Linked DNA regions of Homo sapiens: region 1 is linked to region 2. Evidence: chromatin loops called from intact Hi-C (ENCODE). Cell type or tissue: IMR-90. All regions are shown on one strand. Links, peaks and the distances in the headings refer to the core of each region. The heading gives the core; the rest is flanking DNA. Region 1 overlaps NT5DC1 (5'-nucleotidase domain containing 1). Region 2 overlaps FRK (fyn related Src family tyrosine kinase).

Region 1 (11,414 bases), core at 3,926-6,425, 190 kb before region 2:
TACTGAGCAGGAGGCAGGGTGGTTCTACTTTTTGTTACTTCCAGGAAAAAACACTGGGCTAGATGGTCCAATGGTCTATTAGATCATTCTCAAAGGACTGAGCAGAGAAACTTGGGGTAGCTATTAGAACCTTGGGGACCACAAAACCTAATCTCATTGTGCAGATATGAAAATGAGGCCTAGAGAGGCTGACTTGCCTATCATCATGACATAATGAGGAAAACAGCAGGATGGAATGAAAATCTTGGTCTCTTTGATTTTTTCATTACACATTCCTTACTGTCATATCTACTAATCTTATTGTTTTATCCCCTTTATTAAGACATATTACAGCCTTGTTGTAAAGATGTAAATACAATTAGTGAAAAATTTAAAATGTACCCTTTTAATACAAAATCAGAATAAAGACGGAAACTACACAAACAGCTGGTTTATTCTTAAAGAAATGTATAAAATATCTGAACAGCCTTTTTTCCCCCCCAATTTATTCCACATATTTAAGGAATTTCCTTTGGGAAGACTAGGTCTAGCAAGATCAGATGCTCTGTATATCTGTGTAGAGACTGTGGGGCTCCAGAGGGAGAAGCTGCTGACTCAGTTAAGTTCCAACCTACCAGATAACAGGGAAATTATCTTTCTAAGGTTAAATGTTATTTTAAAATTATCTCGTAATTACTCAAGTAAGATATGTGAACACTTCCAAATTTCCAAATATATGTTCTAAATTTTGAAACATAAAAAAAAAGTCTGAAGTCTTCTCTAAATAGTACTCTCAGTTTCTGGTCCCTAGTATCATTGTTGTCATTTTAGTGTCACACCAAGCTTGTCCAGCCCAGCTTATTTTGTTGTTGTTCTATTTTGTTTTGTTTTAGGCTTTTAGCAGCCTGAAGACATGGTTTTTAGTTTCTGTCTGTAATGATAAGCAGAAAAGAGGGATGAGGAAGGGGTTTTACCGGCCTAACCAGAAACAGAAACTAAGAACCCATGAATGTATTATTTGCTTGGACACTTCTGCACTGTATACTTTTCAGATAAATTTCTACGGACTTGCATACACACATATGTAGTTCACATTTTGGTGTGTATCTTTCCAATAAGGTGTTATGGACTTACACACACATATACATGTATTTTCTAGTACACATTTTGTGCAATTTGCTTTCCTCACCCAAAAAAATGACTTCAAAATCTAGCCACGTACTTAAATCTAGCCATGTAATTATAACAAATAATTACTGAGCACCTACTACACACTATTCATTGTTCTACTTGTTGAAAACATGGACAAAGTTTTTTCTCTCATAGACCTTACATTCTAGAAACGCTTCATTCTTTTTAACCACAACATTGCAATCCAGCATATGAATACAACAGTACTTTGGTGATTTTTTTCATTATAAATTCTGGAGTAAACAACATTGTATCTGAGTCCATGTATACATATGAGTACTTCTTTAGGGCTTATAAATGTTAAACGGCTGGCTCATTGCATATCTGCGTTTCTAATCTTAATATTTACACTGAGTTTGCTTTCAGAATTGTTGGGGACAATAGTTTTTAACATTGTTAGCAGCATATATGTGTGTACACTTACCCCACACTCTCATCAGGTCATACTGTCAGATCTTAATTTTTGCTGATATACTAAGTGAAAGTGGACATCTCATTGTTTTACCTTGCATTTCCCTGATTACTAATTAGGTAGTGCATCTTTTTGAATCTTTCTCAGTCACTACCTCTCATCCCTTTTACATTTCTACATTCAAGGCTGAGAATGAAGTAATTACCAAAAAGCAATTTGTTGTATTCAACTGAGTAAATTGAGGGCTATTTATGAAGTTACTTTATTATAAAAATTCAACAAACACACTCTGAGAGCACTTGACAAACTCGGTGGTATTAACTCCTGAAGTGTTTCTTACCCCACCAAAAGCCTTCAGGCTCACAGCAGTGCATCGTCCTCTCCCTTACCCAGGTGTTTCACTGCAGGACCAAATTCCAAATTATACTGCCCAAAGTGAGCTGGGTCAGAGGCCACAGCCTTCGAGGGTTTTTTTTCAGCGGGTCTATGGAGAGCTGGGAATAGGTATATTTGATGATCACCGTGTGTGTGTCAGGGCATCTGTCGTCTAAAACTACTGGTGTTCTCTAAAAGGTAAATTATGATAATAATTATAGATATCAAGTGGCAAAAAATATTTCTGACAACATCAAGTACTGGTGAAGATATTGAGAATATAAGGTATCTGGAACTCACACTGTGCAAGTACTTTGAAAAATTATTTGGCAGTTCCTACTAAAACTGAACTCACAAATACACCCTATAATGTGGCAATTCTAATTCTAGGTGTAGCTCTAAGGGTAACATGTAAATAGGCATGAAAATCACATGTAAATGATGTTCATGAGGCATTATTTATAACAGTCCCCAATTAAATTAACTCACGTCTACCAAGGGTAGGATGAATAAATAAAATGTGGTGTAGTTATATTAATATAATGGCATATTGTACAGCAATGAAAATTAATGAATTACTGTGACATTCAGTAACAGGGAGACATTATAGGAGCATAATGTTGAGGAAGAGCCACTAGATGCAGGAAAATACATACTGCATAATTACATATATAAAATAAAAAATGAGACAAAATTAATCTGTGGTGTTAGGTGTCTCTCCAGGAAAGGGATGTTGGCTAGAAGGGAGCATGAAGAGAGCTTCTGGCGGACTGCAGGGCTCTATTAGCTGAAAATATGTTCACATTTAATAACAATGTATAGTAAAGTAATAATAAAGAACTGACATAATAGTTTCATGACCATGAAAATGAATCCAAGAAATAGAATAAAAACAAGTGTTAAATCAGAAATGAAAGACTCACATTAAATGAGAATCTAATACAATACTGTAAAACTGTTTAGTATAGAAAAGCAACCACTTGGTAATTTGGTTTGTTCAAATTTGCATTAAGTGACATTTTATATAACTTCACTATTTCCTGTGTCCTACCATAAAAATGTTTAATATCATAATCTGTGGGAAAAAATTTGTGTATTAAATTAAATTTAAAAAACCACTTGTATTAAGTGAAAAACCATGTTTGGAAAAGTAAAAGTTTATTATGAGACAGCCCCTCCCTCCCTTTTTGCATTACTACATTACCCCTAGTAATATTTGTTGCCTTTGTACTTTCCTCACTCCTTAAGATTTTCTAGTTAAGGAAATGTGAGGTAATTAAGAACTGTCACTTTTTCTGATTCTTTCCATAGAGCTTCTGAATTTACTTGCTCAAGTTAACAATAATAAAAATAGCTGTCATTGTCTTAATATTTTAATGTTTATCTGCAATGCATTTATGAAACTGTACACTGCAGTTCCCCCTTTCCTAGACTATAATCTCAGAATGCCATTCTTAACCTAACAAACATCATGTGACTGGATTTTCATATGACTCTGTAAATACCACTCAATCTAAACTTAGTGTCACTGAACTTTGCAGGCATCAAATTAACAGATTTGCATCTGTAAAAGAAAATAGCCTTTGTTTTTAGAATTAAAGAAATAAACCTATTGCCAATAATAATTTTCTAAAGGTTGAAACTCTTAAAGGTGGAATCAAGAACATATGGGATCATTGTTTCCTCGTTTCCCCTAAAAAAGAGTATGGCGAACAAAACTCAGTGAATTTTATTTTTTAGTGATGAGTTTAAGAACTTACAGCTTTAGATTTAAGTGGGCCAAAATTGAGAAGGAACTTTGTTCTGCTACTGATCTATGTATTCCAACCATGCTAAGCATAAGAAAAAAAGGTACTACAGAAATGTTTTCTCGAAAAGAATAGCCAAGTGTGTGCAAGGAAGGCCCAGAGCTAAGGTAGGGGAGCCTGCATCACATGGAGGATTCCTACACTGTCTAGACTGGTGCTCTAGCAGGTATGGGCCACACGTGGCTACTTCAAGTTAAATTAAGTAAAATTTAAGTCAGTTCCTGCAACTCCCTGCCACATTTCAAGTGCTCGGTAGCCACATGTGGTTAATGGCTACCACACTGGACAGCCTGGATATAGACTATTTCTTCACTCCAGGAAGTTCTATTGGTCAGCACTCCTCCAGGTGTAAATTAACTTTATTTCACAGTTCCTAAAATTATCAGCTGTAGGTGCATAAATCTACCAGTGTGGCATTTGGATCCAAATAATAAGCAAACATGATTTGGTCCAGAAATAGAGCATTTAAAAAAGTAGAGGCAATAATTATAATCATGAAACCATGCCAAGGCTTCAGTGCAGGCTAGAAGGGGAAATACTCTGCCCAGAATCAAGTGGCTTAGGCTGTACACCTGTGTTTCTTTCGGCTGCATGTCCTTGCCCATGACCTCACATGTCAGAAGTGGCCACATATTACCTTCCCGACTTCATGGGTGGGAAGGGATGTCAAACAAGCCTAAATAATAGTAAGCACATGTTGTTTGCCCTATTATCTTTATATTAACCAAGACTTTTAATATCATCAGTAAACCTGACTCTGGCAAATGCTCACCTCACTGAAGTTCTCAGAACTGAAAAGCATTACCGAGGCAGTCCCATAAGTCACTGGTCTCATTAGGGAAATTTGATTGGTCAATTCTTCTCCACCAACGGATTACAGAACACTACTCTATATACTGGAGTGATTCTAAATTCAATTTCTGTAACAAACTATGTTCAAATACATACCTTTATACAGTGCAATATGCCCAGAATGAATAAACAATACTGTTCACTGAAATAAAGGTGGTGGGAATGACTTCCAATTACACAGTTAGTTATAATGGCTACAGCCAAAAAGGCAAGAGTATCATAGAGGTAACTAATTGTAGTTACCTATATTAAACTTTTTTATCTGCTCATGTATTGTCCCTCCAAGATTTTACATGTGGTGACTCATTCTGAAGGATCCCCTTATCTCACCTTCTTATTCTGCACACATCTAGGTGCAGTACCTCTTGGGCAAGTTGGTACTTCACTCCTATTGGGCAAGTTAGTACTTCACTCCTACTGGGCAAGTTGGTGCTGTGGGGTGCTACCATAGTACCTTCCCGCTTTTTTCCATTCCTCTTGAGAACAAAGAAACTAAACAGAGAACCTTTCAGACCTTGGTTAGAAAAAAGCACTGGTAAGTTGTAAGGCAGCTGTATTTCTGAGTGGGTGGGGGAAGAAGAAGGGAGCATATGTGGATTTCCTCAGAAGAAAAAGTAAACATGGTCTGCCACAGGATTTATGCCAAGAAGGTGAAGAACTGTTATGTGATATCCTTCAGTTTCTTTAGCTGGGAACCTGAAACTGCTCCAAGCTAGTGGGAGAAGAGATGAAGTACGATCCATAAGGACATTAAATATCACCCAGAGAGAGAAGTTGAGGAATGACTTCATGAATAGACTTTTAAAACTAAGGGAATTATATACCAGAGCTCGATAATATCCTTCTGGATAAAATAACCATTACTTATAATAGTGTCTTACCTTTATTTAGCTATGCTTTTTAAAATAAAATTTTAATTTTAGTAGTTTTAGATGGACAGAAAAATTACAAAGATAGTCCAGAGTTCCCATACACCTCACACTCAATTTCCCTATCAATATCTTTCAATATTATGGTACATTTGTCACAATTAGTGAAGCAATACCAATACATTATTATTAACTAAAGTCCTCACTTCATTTAGATTTCCTTAATTTTTACCTAATGTCTCTTTTCTGTGCCAGGATCCCATCCAGGATACCATATTACGTTTACTGGTTATGTCTCCTTAGGTTACTCTTGACCGTGACATAGTTTCAGACCTCCCCTGTTTTTGGTAACTTTGACAGTTTTATGGAGTACTAGTTAGATATTTTGTAGAATGTCCTTCAATTGGGATTTGTCTGACTTTTTCATTAGACTGGGTTATGTGTTATTGGGTGGAAGACCATGGAGATAAAGTGCCACTCTCATGTTATATTAAGGGTATATACTATTAAGGGTCACTGTTGATGTTGACCTGGATGATTTGGCCAGGACAGTATTTGTCAGGTTGCCCCACTGCAAAGTTACTCTTCCCCCCCCACTTTCCATACTGTACTCTTTGTAAGGAAGTACAATGCACAGGCTACCCTTAAGGAGTAAAAATTCATGCTCTACCTTCTTGAAGGTAAAATGTGTGCATAAACTATTTTGGAAATATTTTGTGTGGTAGATTAGTCTCTTCTCCCCATTTATTTACTTGTTAATCACTTATTTATACCAGACTCATTGATGGTTATTTTATACTCTGGGTTATAATTCCATACTACTTTATTTATTTTGTTCTCAAATTGTTCCAGCATTAGCCATTGGGAGCTCTATCCTTTAATTCCTGTGTCCCTTTTACACACCTCCATCATTGTAATTTTTAAAAAGCATTTATTTACTTCTGGCACTACAAGATGCTCTAGGTCATCTTGTATATTTCCTGCCCCAGGCCTAAAGTCAGAGATTTCTCCAAGGAGCCCTGGCTTCTAATACTGGAGAATGGCGTTAGAAACTAAGATCTGAGTGCTAGGTGACTTCTTTGTTTTTTAAAGATGCTTTTGTACATACATATTTCTCTTTCCACAACATTGATGACAGATAGGTAAACTAAGGCTTAGAGTAGTTAAAGGATTTGCTCAGTGCCAAGGCTAATAATAGCAGTGTTGGAATAAAACTCAGTCTTCTAATGGTAGTTCCCTGTCCTTTGACTATCTAATGTCTTCTGGATGAGAACACAGCATCAAAGACCAGATTAACAACCTATAAGAAAAGGAAAAAGGCACTTCCAGAAGATAGTCCTTTCAGAAGGTAAAATTTAATAGGCGTAACTGACAAACTCTCTTGTCTATCTAGAAGAAACAACTGGAGAGTCTGTCTTTCATGGAAAGATATTTTTATACATTACGGCTTTTGACTGAGGGTGATTTAGCTCCCCTCACCCCCCAGGGACATTTGGCAATTTCTGGTGGGTGGAGGGTGCTGCTACTACCATCTAGTGGATAGAGGCCAGTGATCTTGCTAAACATTATATAATGCACAGAACAGCTCCTCCAACAAAGAATTACCCAGTTCAAGATGACAATAGTGCTAAGGTAGCTAAAGGAATAAATACTAGAAGATTCTTCATCTAATTTACACTGTTTATATTCTAACTGAATTAGTTTTCTATTGGTGGCTATGAGGGATCACCATGGAAGACTCTGTCTCATTCTGTGACCTCATGAGTTAGCCTATCAGAAGAAAAAGTCCCCACTTTGGTTAAGAAACATGGCTCTCAAATCAGATAAGAGACTCCTGTAGTCCTTTTTTTAAAAAAATATTGTTTAGAGACAGGATCTTCCCCTGTTGCCCAGGCTGGAGTGCAGTGGTGTGATCGTAGCTCATAGGTAACTTTGAACTCCTGGGCTCAAGCAATCCTGCCTCAGCCTCCCAAGCAGGTAGGACTGCAGGTGCACACCACCAGATCTGGCTATTTTTAAATTTTTTTTCTAGGGATGAGGTCTCATTATGCTGTCCAGGCTAGTCTTGAACTCCTGGCCTCAAGTGATTCTTCTGCCTCAGCCTCCCAAACTGCTGGTATTATAAGCATGAGTCACTATACCCAGCCACCTGTAGTTCTTATGTATGGGACGAATAGAAGAAGGCATGCTCTTTAAACAAGCTGCTTGAGTCAAGCAGGGCATGAGCACAGTTACATATAATGGTCCTGAAAAGGAAAGGCCTATCTCCATATAAGCCATCATTTACTGGCCACATTGACTGTTTTCTGTTTCAGGATCAAGCTGTGTGGAATAGTTACGTGGCTTTGAATGAATGGGTGAACCTTACCAAGTAGATGGCTGTTACCCAGAAACTGTTGTTCACTACTCAGTGACCTCAATTTGGAGAGGAAGTGAGTGACTGAATCCCTATTTGTTGATGTGGTGACCACCCAGCACTTTGACAGGAGAAATAACCCTTTTATTTACCAGGATCTCTCTTGGAAGATTTAGAAAAAGCTTGCTCACTCTTGGCACTAGCAAGCTGATGAAGGACATTTTCTGAGCAAAGCTAGGTGCCCTGGGGCCATAAATTGCCACTGCCCTCTATGACAAAATTCAGAGAGCTTTGGTGGCAGCCCTATCTGGGGTGAAGCTATTTGTGGAGCTCCTAATGAAGTAGACATGTGTATATAAAGTAGTCAATGCACTGGCATGTCTGGTACATGTAAACGCTTCTCAATGGTAGCAAACATAAAGAAGAAATGTTTACCTAGCGCTTTCAATCCATCAGTCCTTGTGCTAAGTTCTTTATACATTATCTCACTGAATCTGCATAACATCCTATGAGATAAATACCATTATCAAGTTTATTTTCACATGTGGAACTTAAAAGTAATTGTGTCAATTGGCCAATGCTAAACAATCAAAAAGTAGAGATGGTATTTGAATCTCTAACAGTCTAACTCCGACATTTGGGTGCCTTCATTACTGTATTATACTGTCTTCTATCTGCACTACAGCAACTAAAATTATTGTTATTAACCGCTGTACCTGGCTGTTTGTTCTTAAAACTTGGGTGGCAGAGGTAAAAGGTGGTGAAGGTCAAGAATGTTGATTCTTGACCGGGAAGATTCTTCCCAGTATCTTCCAATGATTCAATTCTGCTTAGCATTTTAAATCAGACAAGATGATAATCAGAGACCTAGCAGAGAATCAAGGACTTTTTGTGGATTTTGTAAAATGTTCAGTTATAAGTCTCAGTTGGCCACCAGTAAAGGGAATGGTGTCTACAAACTATGGATGGTATGTGGTTGAGGACAAAGCTGACATCGACATCATTAACCAGGCAAAGCAGATCCGTGGCCAGATGCCTATGAAGATTCATGCCTCTTCAGACCCTAGGTAGAGAGCAGAAGATAGTAGAGGTGAGGAGGGCAGCTGGCCCACTACAAATGGAGAAAGGAGGTGGGGGTGGACAGGAGATCCTGCTTCCCGTGACCCTCTGGCTCTGAGGCTATGGCTCTGATGGACACACACAGCTGTAGAAGAATGAGGAGCCCTCAGACACCAGGTCTGCCAGAAATGAAAGGAAAAAGAGCTGGTCAGATGCAACTAGATAGAACTCTGGAGAAAACATGGCTATTCCATTTGAGGATATCTCCAACACCAGAGTAGAAGAGGGGAGGAAAAGGAAGTATCTGCTTTCCCTGTCTAATGAAGAACGGTGCCTGGCTCATGGTAAGCACTATGTGAGTGTTAAAAACAGCATACACAAGGCTGCACAAGTAGAAGAGGAAAAGGTGGAGAGAGTGAGCCAGCATTCCCAACACCGCAGAGTTAAGAAGCAGCAAACACAACCCAGAAAAAGTCAGCAATGCTGGTGAAATGCTCATAAAATGTCATAGCAGACACAAAGAAACACTATTTTGTTTAGTGTAATGAAGCTACTCCTCCTGTTCCCCTGACCTCAACTTTCTATATACTATATATAATTTGATAAAATAACATCCAAATAGTTTGAGTATTTTTCTAATTGATATAATTTCTTTGTGCTATTAAAAACCAAATGGCAAAGAGAAAACTTTTTTTTCCCTAGATCAAACTAATCACTAATAATGGTTGATTTATAGTTTGGGGAAAAATTTAGAAAAGATTTAAATGCTATTAGGTAAAACTGGTTTAAATTTTGATTAACTGAACTCTTTCCCATTGTGTATATTTTGTTGCTGTAGTTAGAGCAATGCAAAAATTCAAAAACATTTAAGGATTTAAATGTACTTTTAGGAAATAACAAATGTGATATGGAAAATATAACTAATCTATCAGTTAAAAAATGGAATTCCTGAAGGTCATTGCTGGGTGATTTGAGGTTTAAGTCATCAAGGAAGTTAGATGCTTATGGAGTAGGAGTAATAAGGAAAGGACGACTGTCCTTTTGAGATACAATCTCACTCTTGTGGATAGCATGATGTCAGGAAATAACAGAATGTCAGGGATAACAGAATGTCAAGTTTAGCCCCTTAACAACCCGACAACACCAACCAATGAGTGTTACAATAGGTACTCAAACAAGTACTAGACAGATGGATGGAAGAATGAATAACTGACCAAAATGCTCATCATCAAATATGGTTAGAGGCAGGAATCTCTCTCCATCTCCACCTTCCCCCTTTCCAACTTGTGGCTTAAAATAGCTTTTTGGTCTCTTCTAAAGTTACTGTTAGAAAATAGCATCTCTTTGGTCTTCAGTCCCCACCCACAATCCCACCATCTGTTCTGTGCACATTAAATTTGCTTAATTGCTACTAGTTGCTATTGTTGATCTAAATCTGCCTACACTTCAATCTTAATGAATATATTTAGCTAACAAGAGAGTCTACCATATTCTAAAGATGTGCCTTTTCCAACCAAAAATTTAAAAGCTGTTCTGATAGCCAGCCATCTTTCTAACCCCTGATTATGTACATTTGAGGGAGGGAGCAGATAAATGATATGAAAGTAATCATTTCAAATACAATCATATATAAAGCAGAATATATGGATTATCATTGGAATCCCTGTATTGAACTATTCTTAAAAATGAATATTTTAGTAATGATTTGGTCACAATTTGGCCATGACCAACCTAATCTGGTAAACTACTATGACCTCTTGAATAAAAAAAAAGTTAATTTAATAAAAAAGTTAAGGTAAACTTAATAGAAAAATACAGAAAATGGTGTTTCCAAAAAAATTTCCAATGTTTGAGTCAATTAATATTCTCCTCTGTATAATTTTAATAGCGAAATTGTGATATAAAATATTGGTATCATGCAAGTTATTTTCTAAGCAGTAGATACACTGTTTCTCTTACTATCATATGCCTATATTATAACTTCAGTATGTTTTATTTTATAGAAATTAACCAGATTGACATTTCAGTGAACAAGAGAACTAACAATGAGATGATATAAAATATAATGTGACATAGGCTGATCCTAGGCTGGCAAGCAAAAACAATTCATGCTACCTAGAAGTCAAAGCAGAATATAGAGAGAGCGGTAGAGTATGGATGGCAGGAAGGTGAAGGTGAGGTAACTTTAGGTTTGAATAATCACTGTATATCTTCCAGATTTGGGGATGGCAAATATGCCACAGTATCCAACTATGACTTTTGGTTATCAGTACTTAGAAAAATATGCTTGTATCAAACTAATAATGTAAACCATAAAAATATTACAACAGTATGTAGAGTGTCTTATAATAGAAAAGAATAGGTTCTAGCTCCATACCTGCCCCACTTCAGCATTGTACCCAAAAGCCACTACCTTTAGTCATTTGTTTCTAACTCTTCTGATAATTTACATTCAAAACTCTAAATAATATAATTATACTTGTAGTTCTTAGTTCATAAGCCATAAACAACAT
Region 2 (11,414 bases), core at 3,732-6,231:
CTCTTTTAGGCCTCTGGACCTGTGATGGGAGGGGCTGCCATGAAGATCTCTGGCATGCCTTGGAGACATTTTCTTCATTGTCTTGGCTATTAACATTTGGCCCCTGGTCACTTAAGCAAATTTCTGCAACTGGGTTGAATTGCTCCCCAGAAAATGGGCTTTTCTTTTCTACCACATGATCAGGCTGCAAATTTTCCAAACTTTTATGCTCTGCTTCCCTGATAAATAAAAGTTCCAGTTTCAGATAATCTCTTGGTGAATGCATATGACTGACTGCTTTCAGAATCAGCCAGGTCACATCTTGGATGCTTCACTGCTTAGAAATCTCTTCTGCTAGATACCCTAAATCATCTCTGTCAAGTTCACAATTCCACAGATCACTAGGGCAGGGACAAAATGCCACCAGTCTCTTTGCCAAAGCATAGCATGAGTGACCTTTACTCCAGTTCCCAATAACTTCCTCATTTCTATCTGAGACCAACTGAGCCTGGAATTCATTGTCCATATTACTATCAGCATTTTGATCAAAACTGTTCAACAAGTGTCTAGGAAGTTCCAAACTTTCCTACATATTCCTGTCTTCTTCTGAGCCCTCCAAACTGTCCAACATCTGCCTGTTACCTAGTTCCAAAGTTGCTTCCACATTTTCAGTTTTTCTTTATAGCAGTGCCCCACTCTACTGCTATCAATTTTCTGTATTAGTCCGTTCTCACACAGCTATAAAGATATTACCTGAGACTGGATAATTTATGAAGAAAAGAGGTTTAATTGTCTCACAGTTCTGGATGGCTGGGGAAGACTCGGGAAACTTACAATCATGGTGGAAGGGGAAGCAAGGCACATCTTACATGGTGGCAGGAGAGAGAGAGTTCAGAGAAACTGCCACTTTTAAACCATCAGCTCTTGTGAGAACTCACTACCATGAGAACGGCATGGGAAGAAACACCCTCATGATCCAGTCATCTCCCACCAGGTCCCTTCCCCAACACATGGGGATTATAATTAGAGAGAGATTTGGGTGGGGACACAGAGCCAAACCATATCAATAAGTAAATTTTGAATAAAAAATGAATAAGTGATTTTCAAGGTGGTAGGTTGTGGTTGTGGCCTTGGCACCAGCTCGTGTAAATACAGAAGAAACACTTGGCCTTATTGAAAGAGTTGGTTAGTTTCTTTCACAGGCATTTCTGAGAATTTAATAAAACAATGGATTATCTCCCCGGAAAAAAATGCATGTACTCATTAAAACACCTTTGCCTGTAGATCCTTATGAAAATTTCTTTTCACCTCTAAAGTTTGGACCAAGTCTCTTTTTTGTTTCTAGTCATGGAAGAATTCCTCTTTGCTTTCACCCTCCACATCTCCATCTCATATTTGTTTGTGAAACAATTTTTAAAGAACAAGTCACATTTTTTCCCTCATATTGCTGGTGAGCTCAGGGCTTAAAACTCCTTTTGTGTTAAATATTAAATGGAGTATCTTAAAACTCTCCTTTGTAGTTTTCAAATTTACCAAAGATCTACTTCTTCCATGGAGTTAGTTTCCACATGGAATTATCTGTAAACATCAAAGGCCCATATTTCTTGGGTTTTTTTTTTTTCCCTGACCACTGCTGTTCATTAAACCAATCTGCTCACAAATACCTTTTTGGTTTCTTCACTTGTGCACATACCCTTGTCTTTCATTTTTTTAGATTTCTGTATCTCTTTCAAATCCTTTCAAAGTATATTTTTTTAAAAGAACACTTCCATCCTCCTTATAGCCTATGGTTAATTTCCTACTACACACTGTTGATGATTAAATGATTTTTAAATTCCTGTTTCATCACTTTCTTTTTTGATTTGTTACTTAAAGTGGTCTTTTATCTCTCCCTTGATACTCTAAGATTTTCAAAGGAAAAGTTATATACCCTTCTTTTGCTTTATCTTTTCTCCATATTGTTAGTATAAAATTAATGTTTCTAATGTATTTCAGCACATAGAAAATGATATGATTAGTACCTTGTAGGTAATGAAGTTAAGATACCTTCAAGATGTTTACAATATTTTATTTGAGATAAGAGATTTAATGAAGCTCAGTGACATCATAGTGCATCACTGAGTGTTAAAATGATAAGCCCCAGGGCTGAAGCTTAGACATAAGCCTCTAGTTTTGCTGGTGTCTTTTCTGATGGTGTGTGTGTGTGCTATAGCAGTCATAAAATATTTTGAATATCACCTCTAGTATAGGAAAAGGGAAGAAAGATGCTCCCTCTTTTTTACTTTTTGCAAGAGAAACCTGGATCCAGGGAATACAGAGCAGGCTGCACTTGACATTATTGACCCTTCTTGAATGGTTTACACACAATGACTACTAGCTGACTAAACTCAAATTTGGTATTTGAGTTGGGACTTGAGTTTGGTCTTTGGTCTTTGGGACTGTCATTTCTGAAATTAGTGTCCTGTATAACCATATAGTGTCCCATGTAAGAAGTATAGTACTGCCCCAAAGCTTATTCGTATAGAGAATAGGAATGAACATTTGTGGTATTTTATAAAATAAGGCATTTTCCTAGGCATCATAAGATCAAGTGCATTTACTTTCTTTGGATGTGACAAAGATAGAAATTAATGATTAAAGCTTTCAACTCTAACCCATCCATATTCTTCTAGTTTCTGGGACAAACATTATCACAAATGTTGTACAAAATCAAAGCAGATGCATTAAAATTTACATTTTTATTTCAGGCTTGATGATTGGAAATGTCATTATATAGGCACACATTTTGTTTTTTATTTTAAAAGAGAAATCAATATTAGCTGTCTTTTCCTCTTCCCCAAATAGAGGATAGTTTTGAAACAAAAAAAGTGCCCTGAGATTGAATATTTATATGAACTTTGTTGTATTCTTTGTAAACTTCTTGTGAGGAATTGCATACTTTTGATTACCAGACTCAGGGAAGTGGATTCAGACTATAACAAGATTCTTTTATAAATAGTCACCTCCCCCAGTGAAGAAAGCACAAATGAGTTCACCTGACTTCCCCTCTAAAGAAATTCCTTCAAAATTTCTCATTTATGATGACTATAAAGGTGAATAACAGCAACAAAAAAGCTTTATCAAATGACCCAAGCAAAGGATTTCTATGTGACTGCAAGTCCTACCTCTGATACTTAATTTGACATTGTCACTTTATCACAAATTTTTTACATGTGTACAGCCCTGATATGCTTGTGTTTTAAAGGACAGAAAAATCAATTTCATTTTTGATCTTTACATTCACATGAAAGTGTTCTCTTTGGGGGAAAAGAGAGAGGTCAGATTGAAATCTGTGGTCTAAGGCCAATTAACATTAGAAACTGTGTTGCAACTGGTCCATAGCAGATAAGCCTTCTCCCATAAACACTTTATACTGCAAGCTATGTGGCAAGCTCAAATAAAAGATTACACAAAAACACAGGCATTATCTAAAGTTCAATGTTCAGTATAAACCAGAAGACTATATAAAATGCCCAAATTGAAGTACAATGTATTAATGTTTCATCAACAAGTATTTATTTAACAGCTCCACAGGGCATGTGGCCAGTGCTTCATGCCACAGATATGTGAAGTTATCAGACTCTGTCCTTATGCTGGGGAGGTCTGTAGCTTCAAGTGTAAACAAAGAATAATCTAAACAAGAATTTAAAATGCATCGCTAGCTTTTGTATGCTACATATCAAAACAGAGGAGTAGTCACTGAATACTGTAGGAATTCTGAGCAGTCAAGTTTTAGTATTGCCAGTATAAGTAGTGATAGCAGTGTGAATTTAGCTAGAACAGAGGGCTGATATAGGGAGGATAAAGTTGAAGAAGTGGCTTGTGTCCAGATGGTGGAAGGCCTGAATTTCCAGGTTAATAGAGGTTTTACTCCATAAGCAAAATACCCCTTATTTATGTGTATGTGGGGAGATGATAAATCTAGTGGTGGTGGTGTGAGCAAGGGGGAGAGTCTGAGATAAATGCATGTAAAGCTTGTAGCAACAGTGCCTGCCTCCTTTTATGTGATCAGTAAATATAAATTGTTAATGTTAAAGAGAACAGGCAGTAAAATATTTCCATAATCCAAGAGGCGATGTTGAATTAGACAAGGGTTATGGTGAGGGAAATGGAAAGGAAGGAATGAATAACAAAATAATTGCGAGCATTATTTTTTTTCTTTGTCCTTATCATTCCATGTGAGTGGGAAAGAGTAGCAGGGCTAACTTCCTGGGAACCAAGGGGATACTGAGCCGAAGAAGGTTTTGTGGAAAGGGAGGGAAATAATTACCTTGACAGGAAGAACTCTCACAGAGATTTTCTTCATAGTGTTGTGGAAACACAGGTAGATGCAGGTGAGTCATACCGAACCATAATAGTTCAAGGGGCATGAATCAAGCCTTTCATTTAGATACCATAAATGACTAAATGTGGTTATGAGTGTGCCCTGCAAATTGAAGGTGTTTTGCCAATGTGGGTGACAGCGATGCCTGCCAAGTCACATTCATGAGGACAATAGGTGTTTTACCCATTATAACATGTGTAACTGTGATGAAAACATGAAAGACACTGCTAACCCTGAGCTCCCACAGGGAAATCATCCTAGCTTACTTTCCCTATGACTGGTTAGGCCAAGTTGATCGACCCAGTTTCCTTTCTGCATTTTCTGGAAGGATGTTTTTTTTTTTTCCTGGAACTAGTCTTAAGAGTTTATTTTTTTAGGATCTGTCTATAGTACTTGAAGGCTGACTGCCTTGGTCTTAAGGAGACATTATAAAAAGAAGTCATATGTTAACTTTTGTAAATCCTAGCCATCAGTTGCTGGGCATGAGTTTTCTCTTTAAAAAGTGTAAGAGGCAATTATCTTCATCTGATAAGAATTATGAGTTACCTAGGAACCTAGTTTGTACACGTCAGTGAGGCACAATAAGATTCTATTAGATGAAATGACAAAACCTTAATTGAGGTAACACATCTATTTACATGTTGATTTCCCTAAATTTTGATTAATATTTAAGATATTTATCTTATGTAAATGTTGATATTCATTTATACTGCAATTTTTTTTTTTAAGGCTCACTGCCTTTTTCATAAAATAAAGCACGTCCAGTTAATCACAGGACAGCTCTCCTTTCCCTTTTTGGATTAGTAAAATGGCCTACTGCCACCTGGTGGCAGCATGTCCTAGTCCAGAACAGCAGGCAGGACAGAAGAGTCACTTGGGATGAAACTGTTAATACAAACAAAGAAATAAGGTCATGCTCACATATTCACTCGTGTCCCAGCATGACCTCAAATCCAACATGCCTAAAACAAAATTGATAATATCTGCCTTCAATTAATTATCTTAAAATCTCTACTATTTATTGAGCATGAATGTGTCGAGACATAAAGCACTTTACATGCAGCATTCTTCTTAATCTTGAAACAAGGCTATAAGGAAATTATTATTATTCTCACTTACAAATGAGGAGATTGAGGCATAGAGAGGTTAAATAACTTCCTAATGAGATGCTGTCACTCTTAACTGTTATTATACTCTGCCTTCTGACATGTTGCAGGACATATTGTCCTTTAGTCATTCAGATTTGAAATCCTGGTGTCACATCGTCTCTTCCATCTGTTTCGCTGCTCATTCATAATCACTTGTTTTATATTCCTTTGGGATTTTTTCCTGTATCTATCAATTCTAAGTGCCAAAGTTTCTAGTCCAGACCTTTACAACATGTAAATTTTTGTAGCATGTTCCTGATTGACCTCTTTTAATTTTTTATATTTAAATACATTTTAAAGTAATCTACAACTACATGTTATTATAAACATCCAAATTATAGAGAAGAATGCAGAGTAAAAAGTGAAACTCCTCTGTCATTACTTTCATATTCTCTCACTAATCTCCAGGAAAGTAAGCACATATAATTTTTAGTTTGTGAATTTTTTTTTTTTTCGAGACAGAATCTCACTCTGTTGCCCAGGCGATGGCATGATCTCGGCTCACTGCAACCTCCGCCTCCTTGGTTCAAGCGATTCTCCTGCCTCAGCCTCCCGAGTAGCTGGGACTACAGGTGCCCACCACGCCTGGCTATTTTTGTATTTTTAGTAGAGATGGGGTTTCACCGTGTTAGCCAGGATGGTCTTGATCTCCTGACCTTGTGATCCACCCACCTCGGCCTCCCAAAGTGCTGGGATTACAGGAGTGAGCCACCATGCCCGGCCAGTTTGTTGATTTTTTAAAATATAAATAAACCTATAACACTCCTAATATTTGTAATTTACCCTTTTTTATACAACAATGTCCTGCAGACACATTTTATACAACAATGTCCTGCAGACACAGAAAATAACACAATCTTTCTGTGTTAATGTTACAGAATTTACATACGGTAGACACTTGATAATTTACATAATTATAGACTTAAATTACATACTATTTTCATCTAAAACAGAAATTATATTTTTTGTTTGTTTTTATCAAATTGAAGCATTTGTTTCTTCCAGCATTTCTTTTCATATCATGAGTTTAATCTTCTTCTTGGTTATTGTTAATAAAGATATCTTTCATGGCATGGTATGTCAATAAAGATTATTTTTTAAAATATCAATAAACTGTGTGTGTGTGAGTAGTTGTGGTATTATTTTACTGGATACTTTTTTGCATGTAAGTGCCAAACTCAAACATTCTCAGCTGCCTTGTACAAATTTCTAATTGGTTTACTATTTTTATACATCAGTAGTTCTCAAATTTAATGTACATTAGATTCAGCTGGGGGACTTAATAAACCCCAGATTGTTGGGCCCACCCCCAGAGTTTATGATTTGGTAGGTATGAAGTGAAACCCAAGAATTTCCATTTCTAACAAGTATTAGCCTAAAGCTGTCTCCTTGCATATTTTAAGTTCAGCTTAAAGGTTTCTCCGTGCATAGTAAACTATAACCTTACTGGATGTATGAACAGACAGTAACCTACTCTTGTGCCAATCACTGAGTTTGGCCAATCAAAGGGGGCCAACTCTTCAAACCTTGTTCAAAATAAGGCAAACATCAAGCTGTAACCAGTCCGGCTGTTTCTGTCTCTCACTTCTGTTTTTTTTTGTTAGTCACTTTCCTTTTGCTGTCCATAAATCTTCCACCAAGTGGCTGCACTGGACTCTCTGAGCATACTCTGGCTTGGGAGGCTGCCTAATTTGTGAATCATTCTTTGCTCAATTAAACTCTGTTACATTTGATTTGTCTAAGGTTTTTCTTTTAACACAAGTTTTCATGTGATGCGATGCTCCTGATCTAGGGACCACACTTGGAGGATCACTGATCCGTATGACTCTCTTGTGATGCTTTATACTCCTAGGATATCTTGATCCCTTCTCAGCACTCTCTGTCTACTGCACGTAAGAACTGTAGCTTAAAGAGAGAGCTGAAAATGGCTGTGGTGGACATCCGGGCCTGGGGTGTGTGCCCTTCCAGAATGGGGCCAGCAGAGGCTCTAAAAGGCAGACTTGATCAGAATGACAGTCCTGCCAATGGTTCAAACCTCAAATTAAGAAACAGTTTTCACACATGCAAAGGGTAGAACAAGCTATTGTTTATCCATCAGTCTCCACAGCAGCACTTGCCCTAGAGACTGCAGTCCACAGCAATTGCATCACCTTTGAGTATGAAGGACGATGTTATAAATGCCACTACATGCAGAAAACATTTTTAAACTTATATTCTTCACTTCCTGATCAGAGCTCAGCTAAGTAAAATTCTAGGAATTAAGTGAATTGATGCATTCAGTCAAATATTATATTTATTTCATTGTTACTATGGATTCAATTCTAGTGTGATTTGCTTTGTAAAGTAATTGTACCAATCTATTATACAAAAGTCCAAAATTGTTGAAACAAAGGAGGATTAAAAAAATTTGCTATAGGGTTTTTCTACAAATGTAGTAAAATTGCTTTATCTTTAACCATTTGATTTATAAAAACTGCCTGCTTATATATATATTGGACAGAGGAAACACATCATTTATAGACTTGATTAGCCAAAATACAAATGTAACATATGTACATAAAACTTATGTAATGGAGTATTTAGTTTTGAGAATGATATATAGGAGACATAATAATAATTCTGGAGAACTTAATCTGCTAGATACATTGTAATTCTTGTAAAGGCTTACATATTTATATTTTGTTTAAACCTTTTATTTTTATTTTTGCACCATCATCCCTTCATTTTTTTCAAATAAAAACATACTTAGAAGTAAATTATATATTTTCTAAATACATGCATTAAAATTTATGTGCCCCAACTTTCAAATGCTGTATTGTTTCTGAACATATATGCATTACTGTCACCTCTAGAAAGTTATTGAAACCATTAAATTGCCTGGATGGTTGAAGATTAGAAACATTATAGTGTATTAATAGGACAATGCCATTCTGAGTGATCTTTGGAGTATGATACTTTATATACTAATTCAGCTTTACAACCTGAAGGTAGAAACCAATTATATGGGACAAAAACCGCTTTGGTATATTATTTCTTATCTAAGACACTGTTAAAATGCTCAAATTTTACTAGTTTAAAATAAGAAATGAGGACCAAAATACATGGTGTTCTTTATCCTAAATTCCCTTTGCCTGGTGCAAAAATAATGGTTCATATTTTATCTGAGTGTTCCCAACTCATCCTCTTCACATTACACTTCAAGGTACTGTGGCATGCGAAATAGAAGTTTGGCTCAATTTCAGACTCAACCATCACCTCTCCATGCGGTCTCAAGTTAATAAACTTCCCTGGGCCTGAGTTTCCTCATCTGTAAACTAAGAGCATGTGAGAGTGCTCATAAAACATTATTTGAAAAGACTGGAGAGCAAGCATGAGTGAGTAGTGTCCATTGAAGGGTTTGTCCCAATAACTCACTGGAGAGTGTTCATGCCTTTCAGTCTGTGAGCTAGCAAAGATGGAGAGCAATGAACTAATGAAAGAGATATTTAGATGAATATGTTGCTTAAACATTTTAGTGTTGATGCATAATCAATGCACTTTGAATCAGGAAAATGCATTGAGTTGATTAAGATATTTCATCCATATTGCTTCTTTGCTTGAAATATTTCTGTGAAAAAGTATTGCCAGTTCTGGAAATAGAGTTAAAAGAATGCTTGAGTACTTTATTAGCTTTCACTAAACATGCATGTATTCATAAAAATTAGGTACAGTTTTCTAACGTGTTTTCTTAAACTTTATACAAATGCTACTACAATGGTATATATCATTCTTTTCATTCTTTAACTTACTCTAATCCTTGAACAATTTATTTTTAAAAATTTAATTTATTTTATGAGAGATGGAATCTTTCTATGTCACCCAGGCTGAAGTGCAGTGGCTATTCACAGGTGCGATCATAGTGCACTACAGCCTTGAACTCCTGGGCTCAAGTGATCCTCCTGCCTCAGTCTCCTGAGTTCCTGTGACTATAGGTGCATACCACCATGCCCAGTCATTGTTTTAATTTCTACATAGTATTTCATTTTATATCTACAACTGTTTGTTTATCTTTTCTCCTGTGATGGACATTTAGGTTGTTTCCAAATTTTCAATGCCAGGATTCTTTAGTGGATGTTCTTGTAGTGTATCTTCTTGAGCTCATACAGCATGTAGTCTAGAAGTGAAATTGAGTAGTACACAAATATTCAGCTTTACCAGATAGTGCCAAATTGCTCTTAAATTAGTTGTACCAAATCGTACTACCACTAGTACTGTATAAAAGCTCATTTCACATTTTCCTCAATACCTAATAATGTTAGCATTTTAAATTGTAATGTGAAAGTATAAAATAGTATTTCATTGTGGTTTTATATGTAATATTACTAATACCAGCACATGTAGAGGCCGTGTTCCTGTCATTTTTATTAATTATTTGGGGTTTCTTTTTATGTGAACTGCCCAATTATATCCAGGCATCATCATATCCTATGCCAATTTTTCTACTGTGTTGTCTTTCTCTTATCGATTATAGGTCTCAACATAATGTGAATACTAATCCTATTTTGGGTTATATACTTTGCAAATATTTTTTCCAGGTTTTTGGCTTATATTCAAATTTTATTTCATGGTGACCTTGTTGGTGTAGAAGATTTTAACTGTGATGTAATAAATATTATCAATCTTTTCCCTAAGGTTTGTATGTCTTTTTGTTTTTGTCTTGCTAAAGAAAACTTCCCTAGTCCAATGTCCTTAGGAAGTTTTGAAGTTTGCCTTTTACAGTAGGCCTTTAATCTATGTGAAATTATTGTGTATGCTGTAGGTAGCATCAGTTTTTTTCCCATATGGATTATTAATGATAACAGTGTTATTTATTGAGTCATCCATTCTTTCATCACTAATTTGTATATTTAGGTATCAGTTTTTTACTATGTTCAAGTATTCTATTGACTTGTTTCTGCAATAATCAAAAACATGCATTTCTGTTTTTCTGTGAATTCATTACATGGCCACTTTGGAAGGTTTCCATGACTTCCATGGTTTCAGTTACATAAACAATAGTCCATGGACATCAATTTGCTCCTGATACTGACTCAATGCAGCAGTCATTAGTGTAGTCTACCAAATGTTTCCAATTTTCTACCTTCTGGGAAATGGTGGGATTGGCTGTTTCTACTCTCTTTACATTTAGACATGACTATAAGACTTACTGCCAGTGGGTTCATTCCTGAGTAGAATCTTTAAATAGAAGCTCTAGGAACCAGCCTGCGATTCGCCACATTTTCCAATCCTGGCTCAGCAATCATGGAAGCATGGAGATAGAAACTCCCTGAGTGAGACTGACATCGAGCAGAGCTCCAGATGACCTTGAGTACCTTAATAGACCTGGAGCTGAGTGAAACCAGTTGTCTTAAACCACTGAGATTTTTGGAGTTGTTCATTACTCCAAGATGACCTGGCATATCCTGACAGATACAGTTAATGTACTGTAATTTACAATTTGATAATTGGGGAAATGATAAACGAACACCCTGCATTTGTTAGAAGGTAATATTTATATGTTAATGTCTCTCTTTTCAATTCCTTCCCCCAACTGCCTTACAATTGTGTCATTGTTAGGGCACTCACATTCTCTAATACCCATTACCTGTCAATCAAATTCAAGTTAAATTTTGATAGCACACATTTTTTTTTTTCTCCCAGCCTGTATTTCTTCCCTTAAGCCTGCATTTCTTCTCTTGGAGTGTTTACATTTTTAAAGAAGTTACCTGAAAAGATCAATGTTTTACCTAAAATCTTTAATGATGATGACCATTTTTATGGCCCTACAGTGAGGGGTCATTTGTGAAAAGCAGGAATTCTCAGCTTCCTCTTATTAGAACACATTGGTTTCTACTAACATGATATACATTTGACAGTGGCTTTGATATTAATGATCCATAATTCCT

Evidence for each region. Hi-C counts contacts between places; a loop is a spot of excess contacts. Peaks named below come from ENCODE experiments on the same cell type or tissue, not always from the same donor. Only the 100,000 strongest peaks of a DNase experiment are listed, where the experiment ranks them.
Region 1: it touches region 2 in a loop (2.9-fold over the local background); 5 of 110 quality-filtered maps call a loop at or near these places.

What each region holds. Positions count from the first base shown.
Region 1 is chr6:116,194,667-116,206,080 of GRCh38, reverse strand. All of the region lies in intron 6 of NT5DC1 (5'-nucleotidase domain containing 1), which reads right to left. It also overlaps a transcript of COL10A1 not described here. Among named protein-coding and RNA genes, the nearest start is that of TSPYL4, 54 kb to the left of the region's middle. In IMR-90, for the core only: no CTCF peak of the experiment used is centred there; a DNase peak (open chromatin) is centred at 5,240.
Region 2 is chr6:116,004,745-116,016,158 of GRCh38, reverse strand. The region is part of intron 1 of FRK (fyn related Src family tyrosine kinase); the gene reads left to right. Among named protein-coding and RNA genes, the nearest start is that of FRK, 50 kb to the left of the region's middle. RefSeq lists an enhancer at 7,076-7,355. In IMR-90, for the core only: a CTCF peak has its summit at 5,174 (motif pointing left); a DNase peak (open chromatin) is centred at 5,148; H3K27ac peaks cover 464 bases.